2 separate regions of the Homo sapiens genome follow, and region 2 is linked to region 1. Evidence: chromatin contacts called from ENCODE Hi-C data. All regions are on one chromosome and are shown on one strand. Each heading gives the region's core, a stretch centred on a gene start or an enhancer-like site at or near the end of the contact. The rest is flanking DNA. Distances are from core to core; before and after follow the strand shown. Region 1 overlaps LY86 (lymphocyte antigen 86). Region 2 holds the start of BLOC1S5-TXNDC5 (BLOC1S5-TXNDC5 readthrough (NMD candidate)).

Region 1 (2,599 bases), core at 65-2,564:
CCGTACTGTTTGATAGGCACTGTGCTAGATGTGGGATACAAAGGTGATTTAGTCTTAAGCATAGCCCCTGACTTTCAGGAGAAAGGGGGGACAAACACGACCGGCGCGCAGCGTAGCCACAAGGTGCGGTGAGAGAACAGGGAGGCACCAGTGTGGGTGACAGGAACTGCCACACGGTGGACAGGTAGCAGCGCTTTGCCTTGGAAGCTGTGGAGGCGGTTTTGTGTCCATTCATCTTAAGTATATTCCTATATATTTCCAAATACTTGCAGTAATTACAGATGAGTGTAATAACAGTGATCACTTCTATAGCTCTTTCCACAGCAGGTCCTGTTCTGAGCCCTACGTATGTATTAGCTGAAATCCTCACAAAAGCCTTAAGAGAGATGCTATCATCCGTGTTTTAGAATTGGGAAAACTGAGGCAGAGAGGGTTTATGGAAAGTGTGCAGGTTGAAAACCTTGTACTGGGCTGGAGTAGGAGCCTATGTTATGTAGGCTCTTTTCTACCAACTCAGGCACAGAGAATAATATATACAAAAAAACTCAAGTCCCAAAGACTGTGTATTCTGGGAACTTCACGTTTGTCAACAAAAGCTCTTCATAAAATCAAGTCAGTTGTGCTTTTGTGACCTTCATTTTGAATCATATAAATGCAAACAGTCCAGCTTGTTTCTTTGAAAGGCTGGAGGTCGGAGGTGGCTGGTGTTTGCTCAGACACGGCCAGATCTTAACGGTCCTAGAATCACCCCTGGAAGGACAGTGGAAAAACAAGATAATTTTCTTTTCCTCTATTGCTTAAAGTGGTATCAGAAAGGTAGACTTCTGTCTTCTTCCTATATATTTTCAAAGAAGGAGCCTTCCTTGGCAAAATACAAATTTCTGTGGCTGCTGGGGTCAGAAAGAGTTTCCACCGTCATCACAGGCCTTCATCTTGCAGGTAAGCTCAGACATGCTCACCTTCTTACTGACTTTGCTGAACATCGCTCATGTTGTGGAATAGAATTTCTACACCATTTGTGCTCATAGTGTGACATCAAAACCAGTATGTCCTTTGCAGCCCTTAAATACACACATGAGAATGCACACACACACCCCACAAAACAAAACCCCAGCCCTCCCTCGCTTTGGCCTTCTAGCTTGACCATTTTAGGGCAGACTGTCTTGGTATGTTCCTAGGGACAGAAGCTTCCATGTAACTCAGGCAGTAAATCAGGGCATCAGCTAGCACTCACCTTGCCCCCCCCTAAGCTTCCGTTTCTTCACTTGTAAAAGGAGGAACTGAGCACTATTTTAAGCTTCATGCTTCCTTCCTGTACCAGGCTTCTCAGATGCCCCAGAGGCCAGGGCAGTGGAGCCCAGACTCTGGGGGCTCAGGGCCTGCACTGTGGGTCATAAAGGCAGAGGGAGATGCGTAGCCTCAGGCTCAAGAGCTTCAGGCCATTTTTTTAAAATAAAATCTTTTTATCTTGAAATAATGATAGACATAGGAAGCTACACAAAGAGTACAGAGGTGCCCTGTGTACTTTCACCCACTTCCCTTCATGGTAACATCTTACAGAACCACGTATCAAAACCTAGTCATTGACACTGGTGTACTCTACAGACTGTACTCAGGTTTTAGCGGTTTTCACACGCACGCACGTGTTCGCTCTTGTAGTTCTATGCAGGGTTACTGCGTATAAGCACCACCATACAGATCCTGGCTGGGCGTGGTGGCTCATGTGTGTAATTCCAACACTTTGGGAGGCCTGGGCAGGAGGATCGCTGGAGCCCAGGAGTTCACGACCAGCCTGAGCAACATAGACCCTGTTTCTACAAAAATAGAGGCCAGCACCCTTCCTTGCCAGTGCAAACGTTTCTTGCAATGTTCAGGGCCCTGTAGCCAATCTTGGCCATACACAGAGGCCTACAGAACAAGCACGAATTCTTTTTTTTTTTTTAAATTTTAATGGACACACAATAATTATCCATGTTTATGGGTTTGCTTCCTAAATGCTTTCTAGTATGAGAGCAACTTAGCTTATTTTTCTCCCTGGCCTTCCTACATGTGCTAATGAATTGTCCGTGGCTGCCTCCAATCCCCCAGCAGACCAACAGGAGGAAAAAAATCAATTTGCACTTTTCCTAGGAAGCAATCCTGTTGGCAGAGCTGACTCATAAACAGCCTCCTTTTCTGTGTTAGCATGTTGCTGAGAGGCCAGCGTGACAGTGCTTCTGAATGTGGCCACCTGGATTTAAGGTGGAGTAGTGCCTCAACTGAGAGGCCCTTGAAGGAAGAGAAAGTGTGTAAGGAAGTGCATAGAGAATAAGAGATCCAGTATCTCCAGGGTGTGGAATCCCAGGCTTCCTTCCTAAAGATACCGTGAAGCTTTCCCAAGAAAGCAGAGTGGATACCCAGTGGGAGTTCCCACCCGTATGTCTTGAACTGGAACCAGGGAAGTCAAATTCTTCATTCCCAAAGCCAATTCGCCATTTCTTTCTGCATCTCTTATGTCAATGAGATGAAGCCAGGGTGGGTCTGCTGGATGCTCCAACTCTGCAATAGAGCTCTCCTGGACAGGAAGGAGGGAGGTGTTTCTATGGGAAATCTGAACTTG
Region 2 (2,599 bases), core at 44-2,543, 1.5 Mb before region 1:
TTCTCACCCACGCAGCTTCTCTCTACACATGATGTTTCATTGCTATTCGCTTTACTCCCTCAGGTTTCACAGAATGACTCATAGAACTCAAGAAAGTGCTTTCCTTGCTATTACAGTTTTATTATAAAGGACACATATCAGGACCAGCCAAATGAAGAGATGTATAGGGCGAGATGTGGGAGATTTCCCAAATAGAAGCTTACGTGTCCTCAGGAACGCTTCCCCCTCCTGACACTTTGATGAATGATTATCGACCAGTAAGCTCACCTGAGCTTCCACATCCAGAGTACTCACTGGGGTTCCATTATGTAGGCATAGTTGGTTAAATCACTGGCCACATGGCTGAACTCAGTCTCCAGCCCCAATCTGCTCCCCAGAGGTGGGCCTGCTTATGTGACTCAAAGCCTAAGCCCTCATGGTTGGCCGGCCCTTCTGGTGTGGCCAGCCTCCATTCTGAAATCATCTTGGGCCCTCCATGAGCCATCTCATTAGCATAAACTCAGGTGTATTTCCAGAGGCCCACCATGAATAACAAAGACACTTCTATCACTTGGGAAATTCTAAGGATTGAGGGTACCTCCCAGGAACCAGAGTCAAAGTCCAGTCAAATTCTTTATTATACAACGTGAGTTTACTGACTTGAACAGAAAGAGGGAGCAAGAGAAGCATTCTAGGAAACAGGTGTCTAAAAAGAAAGGCAGGAATAGTCAGCCACACTCATGGCATAGTAGGGAAACAGCCCCCAGCTAATTGGCTTTGCTATACAGTAGTCCCCCCTTATCTGAGGTTTCACTTTCTGTGGTTTCATTACCCGCAGGACGGTACAATAAGATATTTTGGGAGAGAGACTACATTCACATAACTTTTATTAAATTGTTCTAATTGTTCATCTCTTACTGTGCCTAATTTATAAACTTTATCATATGTATATACAGGAAAAAACATAGTATATACATGGTTCAGTACTATATGCAGTTTCAGGAATCTACTGGGGGTCTTGGAATGTATTCTCAGCAGATATGGGAGGACAACTGTACTGGAATGCACCAGCTTTGAGCCAAATAACCAGGGCTCTGAGTTTAGCTCCAAAGTTCAAGCACCTTCCTATTCTAGCAGCATCCGCCCTGATCCAGCATGGCGGCAAGAGCTTCTGCCAGTTCACAGCCTGACTACACGGCAGGCGCCTTTCCGGAACCGCCCGCTGGGTAGATTAAATTTCTCCGGCGCCCTGTAATGACACACACACAAAAAAAACCCGGGCGCGCCTTGTAAGAGGGCGGCCGGGTTTGCGCAGGCGCAGCGTGGCCGCGGGTGGGCGGAACTGGTCGGGATGAGTGGCGGAGGGACAGAGACCCCTGTGGGTTGTGAGGCCGCCCCGGGCGGTGGCAGCAAGAAGAGGGACTCCCTGGGGACTGCGGGCTCAGCGCACCTCATTATCAAGGGTACGGAGTGTCAGGGCTATAGTTCCTGGTGGATCCCAGCACAGCCTCATCTCCCAGGCGGCGCCCTCTGACCCGGGCCGACCCCCGGGTCCCGGGCTGGCGCGCGTGCGTTTGTGCGGGTGGGGGAGTCGTGGTCGGTCCCCGCCTTTTTCCCCGCGCCAAATGCGTCCCACCACAACCAACCAGCCCAACTCTTCGTGTTTCCCCGCTTTCCTCTGTCGCAGCCTGAGCCATCAGGCCCGCCCCCGTCCATTCCGCAAGCTCAGGACCCCTGGGCGCAGAGCCTTTGGGCAGCCTCGCCACCGACGTGTAGTGGAAAGGGCATTGGACCTGGGAGGCGGGAGGCAGTCGCTTAGGAGTTGAGTGACTTCGGGTCACTGGCTTTACTCACTCTCCTACCCGATCTGTTCCTGGTCGTGCGAGGAGTAAGTGAGATACACTTACGAAGGCGCTCTATAGCACTGTAAAGAACCATTCACGTTCAGAAATGTCCATGTGTTCTGTGTGCTTTGAGCTGGGAGAAGGTTACAACCTAGATTCTCACAGAATCTGCTTTAGGTTTGACTCCTAAAGCTCACAACGCTGTTTGCTGCGTGAAAGTCTTTGACAGTTGAGTTGTAGTGCTTTATATATACCAGATATAAAGTGCTTATATACAGTGCTTGTATTATTTTTTCTACTTGACATGCTTAAGAAGATATGTACTAATAAAATTCATTAAAATAGAGAATTGAAACCTGCCCATCGTATGTCTGCAAAAATGAAAAATTTGGGGAACATTGCCAGTGAATGAATATGAATAATACATTGTCTTAGATTTAATTTCTCAAGGAATTTTGAGACTTACATTTTAAACTACATAGTTGTAACTAAGAAGAATAATAAACTGACTCACCAAAAGACTTAAATTCAGACCTTTTCTTAATGACTTTTTCAGACTTATGAAAAAGAGACTTACAATGAACATTCACCACCCACCTTAATAAATAAATTACTAAAAGCCCCACTGTGTCTTGCTCTAATTGCACTAGTTCCCCTCCCTCGTCTCAAGGTAGCCACTATCCAGAATTTGGTGTTTATTATTCTTGTGCATTTCTTTATAGTTTTGTTGCTTCTGTCTATATCCCAAAAGGAAATATTTTGAATATTTTAAAGTT

The links. Hi-C counts contacts between places; a loop is a spot of excess contacts on that map. Pooled maps may share reads with other maps.
Region 2: a loop to region 1 is called in a pooled map, with 4 times the contacts of the local background. The contact joins the promoter of BLOC1S5-TXNDC5 here to the enhancer-like site in region 1. A Hi-C loop is called at or near these places in 4 of 50 pooled maps.

What each region holds. Positions count from the first base shown.
Region 1 is chr6:6,609,191-6,611,789 of GRCh38, reverse strand. All of the region lies in intron 1 of LY86 (lymphocyte antigen 86), which reads right to left. All of the region lies in intron 1 of LY86-AS1 (LY86 antisense RNA 1), which reads left to right. Among named protein-coding and RNA genes, the nearest start is that of LY86-AS1, 12 kb to the left of the region's middle. Within about 2 kb of position 1,314, at least 8 of the 41 ENCODE cell types and tissues checked have a DNase peak (open chromatin) inside an H3K27ac peak, as active enhancers do.
Region 2 is chr6:8,063,108-8,065,706 of GRCh38, reverse strand. It overlaps BLOC1S5-TXNDC5 (BLOC1S5-TXNDC5 readthrough (NMD candidate)), which reads left to right and starts at 1,293. Exons shown (of 13, transcript NR_037616.1): 1 at 1,293-1,442. It overlaps BLOC1S5 (biogenesis of lysosomal organelles complex 1 subunit 5), which reads left to right and starts at 1,318. Exons shown (of 5, transcript NM_201280.3): 1 at 1,318-1,442. The coding sequence starts at 1,331. The region is part of intron 3 of EEF1E1-BLOC1S5 (EEF1E1-BLOC1S5 readthrough (NMD candidate)); the gene reads left to right. RefSeq lists enhancers at 1,685-1,874, 1,484-2,110.